2 separate regions of the Homo sapiens genome follow, and region 2 is linked to region 1. Evidence: chromatin contacts called from ENCODE Hi-C or POLR2A ChIA-PET data. All regions are on one chromosome and are shown on one strand. The core of a region is the stretch at or near the end of the contact, and the rest is flanking DNA. Distances in the headings are between cores, read along the strand shown.

Region 1 (6,231 bases), core at 2,440-4,939:
AAGTTTAAGTCTGTAGAAAATTTCTGGAAAGGCTTTATTCTTCTGATACAAATACAAACCTTTCTGCTTCCTTCTGCTGCTCATTTAGTTCTGCCTTGAATGTGGATGGGATGGATGGAGCTGCAGCAGCTATCTTGTAGCCATGGGTAAGAGACCAAGAGAGTTCCAGATATTTTTGCCCTGACATTCCTGAGCCTCTGAAATAACACTGGTCCAATGACTTCTTGACTTCTTGTGTGAAAACAAAAACAAAAACAAAAAAAACCCCTAATTTGTTTAAGCTACTGTTTAATTAGATATTTTTTTGATCCTAGTTGAATCATAATATACACAAGAAAGGTTAAGAAACCAGAGTTGTTTAATATTTAACTAGTAGAAGTTTCAGAAAGAGAAAACAGATGATGGGTAGAAGAAAATTATCAAAGGAATAAGAGAAGAAAATATTACAGAACTGAGCTTTCATGTCTTGAAATGACACATTACCCTGAATGTCTTAGTCTGTTCCTGCTGCTATAGCAAAACACCACAGACTGGGTAATTCATAAGCAGTTGAGATTTATTTCTCACAGTTCTGGAGGCTGGGAAGTCCCAGATCACAGTGTCAGCAGATTTGGTGTCTAGTGAAGGCCTGTCCCACAGATGGTATTTTCTTGCTTGCTTTTTTTTTGAGATAGAGTCTCGCTCTGTTGCCAGAGTGGAGTGCAGTGGTGCAATCTTGGCTCACTGCAACCTCCGCCTCCCGGGTTCAAGCGATTCTCCTGCCTCAGCCTCCTGAGTAGCTGGGACTACAGGAGCGCACTAGCATGCCCAGCTAATTTTTGCATTTTTAGTAGAGATGGGGTTTCACCATGTTGACCAGGATGGTCTCGATCTCCTGACCTAGTGATCCGCCCACCTCAGCCTCCCAAAGTGCTGGGATTACAGGCGTGAGCCACCACGCCTGGCCACAGATTGGTATTTTCTCTGGTGTTCTCACATGGTGGAAAAGGTGGAAGAGCAGAAGGGATAAATACTGCGCCCTCATGTGGCAGAAGAGATGGAAGGGCAATGGGCCTAGCTAGTTCCTTCCAGCCCTTTTATAAAGGCACTAAACCCATTCACATGAGGGTGGCGGCCTCATGACCTAATCACCTTCCAAATGCCCCACCTTCTAATACCATTGCTTTGGGGTTTAAGTTTCAACATACGAATTTTGGAGGACACATACGTTCAAATGGCACCAGGTCACTAAAAATCACCAGGAAGTAGAATGGAAGTACTTCACAGTTTGCTTTCAGATAAATGTCAGAAAATTGGCTTTACTACAATAAAATAATGTGTAGGGTAAAGAACTAACAGTGCATAGATATGCAAAAGGTTTATCAGTAACTACTGAACCCCAAATGCTATGTTTTAAGACAGTGGGGACTTGGAGAAACATAGTAGAATCCAGGATATTCATTCAACAAAATATGTTTAGTTTGGATTACTGGTTCATACCTGGAAATTACTATAATTTCTTTCTTTTTGTTTGTTTGTTTTTTTGGCCTGTTCTCTGTGAACCTAAAAGTTGCTGTGATTTTGTTAGGTTACTTTGAAAGATTATGTGCTCTGAAATTATACAGACCTGGTTCTGGTCTCAGCTGTAAGGTGCAGACAATTTCTTTAACTTCTCTGCAGCTCTTTCCCCATCTGCATGGGTATTTTAGAGATTATTGTCAGGACTAACTGTGATTCTGTATCTAAAACTTCTGCACTAATTATCAGAGAAATACATGTTAAAACCACAATGAGATATCACCTCATACCTGTTGGAATGCTGTTATCAAAAAGATGAAAGATAACAAATGCTAGCGAGGTTGTGGAGAGCAGGGAAGCCTTGTGCACTGCTGGTGGGAATGTAAATTAACACAGCCATTGCAGAAAACAGTATGGAGGTTCCTTAAAAAATTAAAAATAGTACTACCATATGATCTAGCAATCCCACTCCTGGGTATATATATCCAAAGGAAATAAAATTGGTATGTTGAAGAGGTATCTGTACTGCCATGTTCATTGCAGCACTATTCACAATAGCCAAGATTTGAAACCAACTAAGTGTTTAAGTGTTCATCAACGGATGGATGGATAAAGAAAATGGGGTTGGATAAAGAAAACACACCATGGAATACTATTCAGTCTTTTAAAAAGGAGGACATCCTGTTGCTTGTGACATAGATGAACCCAAAGGACATTGTGCTAAGTGAAATAAGTCAGGCACAGAAAGACAAATACTGCATGATCTCATATGTGGACTCTTAAAAAGTTGAACTCAAAGAAGTAGAGAGTAGAATAGGGGTTACCAGGGCTTTCAGGCTTGTTGGGGGGCAGTTGGGGAGATGGTCAAAGAACATAAAATTTCAGTTAGACAAGAGGAATATATGTTCAAGAGATCTATTGTACAACATTGCAACTATGATTAATAACATATATTTTTGAAAATCACTGAGAGATTTTAAGTCACCCCTAAAATGATAACTTTGTGAGCACATGCATATGTAATTAGCTTTATTTAACCATTCCACAATGTATACATATTCCAAAACATGTTGTCCATGACAAATATACATAATAAAATAAAAAAATCCTGGCACAGAGCTGGCATTTCTGAAGTGTTAATTCCTTGTAACGCCATTTCTCAAATCGAGATTCTACCTGCACGCACATACCACAGGCTTCCATCTTTGCTCTGTTTTAGTTCATGACAGCCAGAGTTGCCCTCAAGATTTTCTAGTTTTTTGGTTCCCAAACTGGGATTCCCCAGCTCTCAGGCCCTGAGAAAGTTGTAACTAGGGTCTGTGGGTTAGTTTCAACATGCTGAAATCCTAACAAAAATCATTCATGGGTGGGAGACCAGGTTAAGAAGGGATCAAGTGTCTTCGCCTTTGTCTGTGATATGGACTCACTGTGGTAACTCTGGTTGCATCATGATCATCAGAAGGCCTGCCTGACATTTATACGTCTGATCCCTCAAGACAGAAAGCTTATTAAGCTCCTATTTTAGAGATGCATTCTGGTGGGCAACATCTTTCAGAAACACTGAATTTATGGGAAAAAATAGTAAAGAAGTTAACGAGTCTGGGGCATTGAGATCCACAAAGCTTAAGTAACTTCCCAAGGTCACACAGCAAGTTGGTAGCAGTGCCAGGACCAGAACTGATTTCTGCTGACACCTCATAGCCTGCGTGTTCCACTCCTTGCCGTGCCGTCCAGACTACCTTCTTTTCCACCTGGGTCCTTCATGTCTATCAAATATCACCTTGGAAACAGGCTTTTAGTCAGGATGTTGTAGTGTCAAGGGCAACTGAAGTCTCCTCTACACTAGGACCCCAGGAATCTAAGGGAGAAGGTATTTCCGACCATTTATTATGATTTATAATTTCAGCCAGAAATTTTTCTTCTGCTTCCTTTCTCAATTAGGGAAATGTGTGCTTTAGAAGATTTTAAATGCTTGGTTACTTAAGAGAGAAAGAAAACTCTGTTGCTTGTTCATATTATTTGTGTTTTTTTCCATGCAAAGACAGGAGGTTTTCAGCCAAGGCAAATCAGAGTGGCTGACATTCCCACGGGAAAGTGGGCCGGGCGTGAGAACAGGATGTGTACCTGTCTGGAAGCTGGAGCCTTTGATGTACATCCACAAGAGCCCCAGAAGGAAGCTGTTTTGATAAGCTGTGGTCACCAGGTGGCGCTACACACACGCTGTCAAGTCCAACAGTTTTTCAGACCTGCAGGATTTTTCCAGATTTACCGAAGCAGGAAAAAACAGGAAAAACAAAACGGGTCCAGTACTTCAGCTCAGAATAGTTGAGTTGAAAAGAGGTGGAAAACCCCCCAGACAGCTTGCCCTCTTCAATCGTGTGGCAGAGCATCCACTTGGTGCCCTTCGGATTCTTTGAGTAAATGTGGAGCTGGCTGGCTCCTCAAGGGAGTGTGGAATCAGGACGTGGCTGGTTCCGGCTGCAAGAAAGTCCCGGTTATTCTGCGAGGGCGAAAGAGCTCCAGCGTTAGGGCTTCAGCAGAGGCGGTTGCTAAGGCGCACCAGTCCTTTACTTCGGACCAGTCTGACCTTAACGGGAAAGGCAATTTCCCTTTCTGTATGGGGAACTCATTTCCTTTGTTGCTTTCCTTATTTTCCTCCCAGGGTCTTTTAATTCCATCCTGATTGGGGCCTGAGAGGAGGGCATGGGTGAGGTGTGAACCAGCAGCGCCCTTTCTTCCTTCTCGCTCCGCCCCCAGGCAACACCCTCCAGCACCCAAGCCTACCCTCTTCCTCCAACGGAAAAATGCACACGGCATATCCGTGTCTGTCCACATGCCGGATTTCCCGGCCAGTTCTGATGTGAAATATCTTGAAAGTTTGCTAAGGGGCCACTTTATATTAAAAGAGGATTAAAAAATAAAGAAAATCCCATACCTCCAATCTGAAAGTCTTTTCTTGGTGCCATAAAAAAACTGAGCTATCAGCCCTCTGGTACCTTCGATTCCAGGCCAAAGGCCACTGCCTGGTGGTGACGGCCAACGTGGAGGCACCCAGGCCAGCTCCCACGGCATCTCTGCCGACAAGCAGTGACTCCAGCAGATTGTAGTAGCACCTACACAGCCAGAGCTACACCCAGGTGCTTGCTTTGCTGCAGTTTGGGAGGGATCAATGTTCCAGAGCAGCGGCTCACCAACCTTAGCATGGCTCAGTTGCTGGGCTCCACTCCCAGAGTTTTTGGGTGAATGCGTCCAGGGTGCGGCTGGGAAATTTGCATTTTTAAGAATTTCCCCCTGAGGCTGATGCTACAGTCTGGAGACCACACTTTGAGAACCACTATTTCAGAGTAAAATGCTGGTGGGAGGAAAGGAGCAGCAGGAAACAGCCGATGACTGTGGTGTGGCCGGTCTTTCTCCCAGGCGGGGTGGGGTGTGTGTGCCAGGATTGCAGGGTCACCAGGAGGGCCGGTTCTGTGGGGGCTGCTGAAAATCCTTATCCCTCCTTTCTAGACTAGTGGTTCTGAGACTTGGCAGCACATTGGAATCACTTTGGGAGCTTAAAAAAAGATACTGATGACTGGCTTCTAGCCCCAGACGTCCTGATTTAATTGGTTCACAATGTGGTTTGGGCCCTGGAAGATTTAAAAGCTCGCTAGGTGTTTCTGATGTGTAGCCCAGGTCGAAAAATCACGGTGCTAGGTCCACGTCTTACTGCATTCTTATATCCAGTCCCCAGTAAGTGTAAGTTCTCACCACCCATTCTCAAACCCTTCCAGCTGTCTCTCATACCTCCCTGCCTCAGGCTGAAAAACACTGGCACCTGTCTGAGTACTGACTTCCTATTTATCCTTCAAGACGCAGGCCAAATATTTTTTCCGTGGTGGAGATTTTTCTGGCTTTCCCTAACAGTTCATCTCCTAAAGCACTGTGGATACACTAGAACTATAACCTTTATCTTTCACTTCATCGCAATTACATTCACGTGCTGAATGTAATGATGTTTCAGTCAAAAACCGACTGTATGTATGAAGGTGGTCCCATAAGATTATAATGGGGCTGAAAAATTCCTATCACCTAGTGACGCTGTAGCCATTGTCATGTTGTAGCTCAATTACTTTATTTTAAAAATAAACAGTGTAGCCTAAGTGTACTGTGTTTATAAAGTCTACAGTAGTGGACAATAATATCCCAGTCCTTCACATTCACTCACCACTCACTCACTGACTCACCGAGAGTAACTTCGAGTTCTGCAACAGCCATTTTGGTAAGTGCCCTATACAGGTGTACCATTTTTAATCTTTTTTTTTTTTTTTTTTTTGAGATGGAGTCTCGCTCTGTCGCCCAGGCTGGAGTACAGTGGCCCAGTCTTGGCTCACTGCAAGCTCCGCCTCCCGGGTTCATGCCATTCTCCTGCCTTAGCCTCTTGAGTAGCTGGGACTACAGGCGCCTGCCACCATGCCCGGCTAATTTTTTGTATTTTCAGTAGAGACGGGGTTTCACTGTGTTAGCCAGGATGGTCTCGATCTCCTGACCTCGTGATCCGCCCACCTTGGCCTCCCAAAGTGCTGGGATTACAGGCATGAGCCACCACGCCCAGCCCATTTTTAATCTTTTATACTGTACCTTTTTCACGTGAGGTTTGTTTAGATACCCAAATACCATTGTGTTACAAGTGGCTATGATATTCAGTACAGTTACTTGCTGTACAGGTTTGTAGCCAAGGAGCAATGGGCTATA
Region 2 (6,231 bases), core at 2,292-4,791, 37 kb before region 1:
AGTCAGACTCTGTCTCAAAAAAAAATAATAAAAAGAAAAAAAGAAAAAGGTACATATCTTCAAGTATATATAGTGTACATGTATATAAAAACAAAGTAGACATACTGTAAGATATGAAGGCGGGACTTTGGCTGGCTTCCCCAGCACCTAGAGTAGCGCTTGATGCTCTACTGACTGAGCTATCCGGGCTCTCTAGAATAGTGCTTGATACATGGTAGGTGCTCAAATATCTGATGACTGACTGAATGAATGATTATAGGACTGCCAGACACATTCAGAATACAGGACACATTTGGTCACATTTGAAGTTCAGATAAAGGGCAAATAATTTTTTAGTATATGTCCCAAATATCATGAGACTAATATATAATAAATATTAGTATATGTCCCAAATAAAATATTATATGCTAAAAGACACTTATATTTGTTATTTATCTGAAATTCAAACATAACTGGCTGTCTTGCATTCTTGCTTGCTAACTCTGGCCACCCTAGGAGGGGAAGCTGTTGCTGAGACACACTGAGACCTGAGGTGCGTGCAAGCAGGCAAAGCGGGCCACCAAGCAGGGTGAGGTCAGAATTAGGTGCGGCAGACTTGGTGGGGAAAAGGCTGAGTCTAGCAAGAGACCAGACATGGAATTTCTCAGGAGAGGATTCATGAGGCTTTTGATTCAAGGCTTCCTTTTGGACAGAGTGGCTCAGGGCACTGCAGGCCAGATGTGCACCCTGGTCCTTCAGGAACTGTGTCCTTGGGTAGGAGGCTGTGCGCCCTCGTCAGACCAGTAACACTGTGCTGCTGAAGAAATTTCCATGTATGTTAAAAACATCCAGACCTTTTTAATATAACACGAGGGCTTTAAAATTGTGTGTGTGTGTGCGCGTGCATGCATGTTTGTGTGTGCGTGTGCATGTGTGTGTGTGTGGCGGGGGGAGTATTGTCACTGGAGAGAGGGCTTCTTTAAGAAACAAGCTTGCTAATGCTATTTCAGCAGCAACATCAGAAATCGGGGAAACCACTGAAGTCAAGACAGAGTACTTAGTCCTTCCATTTAGTAAAATGTGAGATTTTTGTTGTCTTACAGGCCAGAAAGGCTGTGACTTGGCCCAGTCGACAGGCAAAGCTAAGAATGAGAGAGGATGAGAGAGAGGAGAAAGAACAGTGCTCAGGAGCCAGCCCCAGAAGGAGGCTACCCTACAGCGGAGGGAGCGGGGGCCTCCGCCACAAGAGCCTGGAGAGCAGGGAGCAAAAGAGAACAAACGGAGACAAAGGATTAAGAGGGTTTTAATGTATTTAACAAATGTAGATGCCGGACCCAGTGGCTCACGCCTGTAATCCCAGCACTTTGGGAGGCCCAGGGAGCAGGATCGCTTAAGCCCAGGAGTTCAAGACCAGCCTTGGCTCCGTCTCTACAAAAAATGAAAAAAATTAGCTGGGCGTGGTGGTGTGCACCTGCAGTCCCAGCCACTTGGGAGGCTGAGGGGGGAGAATCGCTTGAGCCTGGGAGTTGGAGGCTGCAGTGAGCTATGATCGCGCCAGTGCACTCCAGCCTGGGTGGCAGAGGGAGACACTCTCTTAAGAAACAAAAATAAAGAAAAAAAAAAACCCACCCACACAAACACAGAGTTTTTGTTTCCTCTAATCCTTGTTATAAATTACTTGATTGTTCAGTGTATAGCTAAGTCTTACTTTCAAGCAGCAGCGATCGAGTATTATCACAGGTTAGATCCCTTCTGCTTTCAGCTCTTCCTACAGAAATTGTACTCTATACAAGAAGCCCAACTTTGGGGTTTATGGAAAGGTAAACCATAAGTTTTATGCTTATGTTGACAGAAGCCCTGGGTGGGGCCTCTGAATGCTGGTTCAGAACCTGGAGGGGAGATTTCCGTTCCTGGGTGAGACCTGTGAGGCTTATTCTAATTCAGGGCCGCAGAGGACACAACCCTGCTTCACTGCCCTATGTTTACCTTCCTGATCCTTACCTGTAACAAACCTGCACTCTCAGAAGCAAGGCTACAGAGGTTCTTTTCTTGGTCTCTTTCCCTCCCCGAGGTGGCCGGGGTCCTCCACGTCTGGCCCCAGCGTGTCCTCTGGGAACACTGGCTGCCTGGCCGGGTGTGCTGAGAGGCCGGCTGGGAAGGCCACACTGCAACGAACACCTACATTCCAGGTATTGGCAGACGCACTGTCGCACGGTTCTCGCTCTGCGGACTCACTTGTTGAGGTGAGATTTCACTTCCCTCCCGGTGGGTGGCAGCTAACGGATAAGCACACAGAGGAAACTGCAGCAAGCACCTCGTGTTTCCACACACAGAGGCGGCCACCACCCAGTGCCCCAGTTACGCTGGACACCTGGTTCGCTGTGCCTCTGCCTGTCCCAGCGGTGAGGGGTGTGGAGAATCCCTTGGTGGCTGTCCCAGCAGAAGAGCTGACTTCATGTGCTCAGGACACACAGTTGAGGCCTGAGTGGATCTCGTGGGCACTGACACTCATCCCCACGGAGCCTCCCACAGCACATCCTAAGCTCAGCTTGGTTCTGTTGTCCGGAGCCTCCCCTTCTGCCCCTCTCCTCTCCCCCTCACTTCAGACCTCTCAGGCTCTTCGTGCCTTCTGCCTGGACTGTTCTTTAATACTAAAGGTGAAATGAGGAATGAGAGAAAGTGCCTTAACTTCCCACAATAGAAGCTGAATGCTAGACAGAGCCTCAGGTCATATTCACCAAACAGAAGGTCCGAGGCTCTGATTGTGGAAAGAAGGGGACAGGGAGCTCAGGGAGGAGGGAGCTTTCTAGAGGGGAGAGAGGAGAGAGAAGGGTCTTCCATTTACCTGTGCCTTAGACTCAAGGAATTCTCTGGGGGTCTAGACCTCCTGCGGATGAGTGCCCAAGTTCCCACGAGGTACTCAGGACTCTGATCTCAAACCAGGAATTCCCATGCTGGCTTCAGTCCCTGAATCCTCGTGGTCTCCAGCTTGGGCAGTGGTGTCCCTGGCCACGGAATGGCTGTCATGTCATTGCATACCTCCCCAGATACATAAGCAGAGAAGACTGAGTAACGTCACATACCTCAACCAGTAATGTGTTCTTAACTGAATGTCCCAAACCCTTTGTAGCAAAAGAGAAATGAAAGAGAAACCTAAATAACCTTTCTTCGTCTTTCCTGGAAACCCCGCTAAACTAGATTCTCAATGTCATTTTGTGTCCTGAGACTTACATGATAAGAACTTTGTAATAAACCCAGTAAAGAGCTCCCTGAATTAGACTGCCTCATTTGGCAAACAGCTAAAGACCAGGCTGTGTCCTCCTGCAAAGGCTGAGGATGAAGACTGGTGCCTCCTGGTGTTACCTGGTCTGGAAGCTGTCTGTGATTTCTTCTGCTTCAGGTCAGGTGGCAGTAAGGATATTTCTATACCTGAGTCTCTCTCCACGAAACTTAAGAGGAAACTTTCAACAGGTCTTCTTGGCTTGTCGTTTGGAAAGACTCAGGTAGTTTAGAGCCCCAGGCTCTAAACTTTCTTCAGGTTTAGGACTCAGCCTGAAAAGAGGCTTAAAGAAGGAGAACCACTTCCTTATTACGCCCTGCCCCTGGCTTTTTAATTGAAGGAGGGGCTGATCTTTGCCCGTGTAATTTGACTCTAAAAGGAATTCTATATCCATTACCTAGCACTCTTCCTGCCCTTTGGGATAACTAGGTGGGTGTTCTGATACTTCTTTACTATCCTTATCAGTTGTTAGTTAAACAAATGTTTACTGACCGCCTAACATGGTACAGGTACTGTACACATATTTAATCTTTTTTTTTTTTTTGAGACAGAGTTTCACTCTGTTGCCCAGGCTGGAGTGCAGTGGTGCGATCTTGGCGCACTGCAACCTCCGCCTCCTGGGTTCAAGCGATTCTCATATCTCAGCCTCCTGAGTTTCTGGGATTACAGGCTTGCACCAGCACGCCTGGCTAATTTTTGTATTTTTAGTAGAGACAGGGGTTTCACCATGTTGGTCTCGAACTCCTGGCCTCAGGTGGTCTGCCCTCCTCGGCCTCCCAAAGTGCTGGGATTACAGGCGTAAGCCACTGCGCCCGGCCAACATATTTAATCTTAACAACATTGAGAGGCAGGCGTTACGATTCCCATTGCACAGATGAGGAAACTGAGGCTCAGAGAGGTGAAGTATCTTGCTACGGATCCCTATCAGTTGAGCTGAGATCCAAATCGTGCTCTTTCTGGCTTTACACTCTATCATGTCACCTCTCCTATGTGACTCAAAGATTGTGTTCAAGTGGAACCACTGGAAAAGTGTTCAAAAAGGAATCTAAGCACAGCCATAGTAAAAACCACAAAAACCCACTGAAAGGCCAAATGTCATAACTTTAGAGATGGAATTCCCTATTATATGAAATAGGAAACAGTTACATCTGATTTTATGCTCTTTCCAGAGTCTTAAGTGAAATAGATATATATGGCCATGCTTGAGATCATAAACCCTGGACCGCTGGTCAAACTGTGACGATGAAGGAAGTGTGAATAGTGAAAGGGGAATTAATGCTATTTTCGTAAAAGTGGGGAAGAATGGGTCATTTAAATATTAGGCAAACAGATCCACAAGAGACAAACAGATGGTAGTTATGGGAAAGTTAGATATTTAGTAACTCGAGGTGAATTTTCACCAGCAAACTAATATTTTTTGCACCAGTGAGGTCAATGTAGAGGGTATTAAAGAAATACTAAGAATGATTTTTCTCTTTTTATAAAAACTTGCCACCTTTTTTTTTTTTTTTTTGAGACGGAGTCTTGCTCTGTCGCCCAGGCTGGAGTGCAGTGGTGCGATCTTGGCTCACTGCAAGCTCCACCTCCTGGGTTCACGCCATTCTCCTGCCTCAGCCTCCCAAGTAGCTGGGACTACAGGCGCCCGCCACCAAGCCTGGATAATTTTTTTTTTTTTTTGTATTTTTAGTAGAGACGGGGTTTCACCGTGTTAGCCAGGATGGCCTCGATCTCCTGACCTCCCGATCTGCCCGCCTCCACCTCCCAAAGTGCTGGGATTACAGGCGTGAGCCACCGCGCCTGGCCAAAAACTTGCAACCTTTTTTTGGGGGGAGACGATGAGATATATTCACTGGAAACAATTCAAGAATAAACAGGGTCTGGCTCAGTGTCTCAAGCCTGCAAGCCCAGCATTTTGGGATGCTGAGGTGAGAGGATCACTCTGAAGCCAGGAGGATCACTTGAAGACCAGCCTGGACAACACAGTGATGAGACAAGAGTTCTTCAGGACTGGTTTGCAAGGTACAGGTCACAAAGACACCACTGATAAAATGACATGTAGTAAAGCAGCAGCCCAAATCTATCAAAACCAAGATGCGATGAAAGCAACCTCCGGTCGTCCTCACAGCTCATTATATGCCAATGATAATGCACTGTTGTGCTAAAAGACACTCGCTCCTACCAGCCCCATGTCAGTTTACAAATGTTATGGCAATGTCTGGAAGTTACCCTATATTGTCTGAAATGGGAAAACCCTCAGTTCTGGGAACTCCCCACCTTTTTCCCAGAAAACTCACGAATAATTCACTTTTTGTTTAGCATATGATCAAGGAATACCCGTATACTCAATCAAACAGCCCATGCCACTGCTCTGCCTATGGAGTAGCCCCCCTTTTATTCCTTAACTTGCTTAATAACCTTGCTTTCATTTTACTTTGTTGGCTCACTCTTGAATTCCTTCTTGTGGGAAGCCAAGAACCCATGTGGCCTCCCAGACTGAACCCCAATTTTGGGATTCACGCTGTGATAGTAAGACCCCATCTCTTAATTTTTTTTTTTTTAATTAGCCAGGCATGACTCACGCATGTAGTGCTAGCTACTCAGGGGGCTGAGGTGGGAGGATCACTGGAGACCAGGTATTCAACACCAGCCAGACAACATAGCATGGTGGCACATGCCTGTAGTCCTAGCTACTTGGTAGTCTGAGACAGAAAGATTGCTTGAGCCTAGGAGTTCAAGGGGGCAGCAAGCTAGGATCATGCTATTGTAGTTTAGCCTGGGTGACAGAGTAAGACCCTGTCTCAAAACAAAAACAAAAACCCTGTCTCAAAACAAACAAACAGAAAAACAAACAATAAAACCACAAAAGCATATAAGCAATAATAAAATCACATCACATAGTATGTCCATACTGGAGTTCTGAGTTACATAACTAAACAATGTTTGTTGCTGAAACCATTTAGGATCCTGAAGAG

Evidence for each region. A loop is a pair of places that touch in the nucleus more often than their neighbours do. ChIA-PET counts read pairs that join two places held with the same protein, here RNA polymerase II (POLR2A). Pooled maps may share reads with other maps.
Region 2: a loop to region 1 is called in a pooled map, with 6 times the contacts of the local background. The contact joins the promoter of BCL2L14 here to the enhancer-like site in region 1. A Hi-C loop is called at or near these places in 2 of 168 maps with a recorded cell type or tissue (HepG2 and K562) and 6 of 50 pooled maps. POLR2A ChIA-PET finds 5 or more read pairs at or near these places in 9 of 52 experiments (CD8-positive, alpha-beta T cell, H1, HEK293 and 5 more).

Annotation. Positions count from the first base shown.
Region 1 is chr12:12,030,994-12,037,224 of GRCh38, reverse strand. No RefSeq gene overlaps it. Among named protein-coding and RNA genes, the nearest start is that of BCL2L14, 37 kb to the left of the region's middle. RefSeq lists a silencer at 3,576-3,870 and enhancers at 4,322-4,421, 4,872-4,921. Within about 2 kb of position 3,689, at least 28 of the 41 ENCODE cell types and tissues checked have a DNase peak (open chromatin) inside an H3K27ac peak, as active enhancers do.
Region 2 is chr12:12,068,249-12,074,479 of GRCh38, reverse strand. BCL2L14 (BCL2 like 14) reads right to left here and starts at 3,541. Exons shown (of 6, transcript NM_138723.2): 1 at 3,343-3,541. RefSeq lists enhancers at 810-1,497, 3,245-3,334 and a silencer at 4,704-4,883.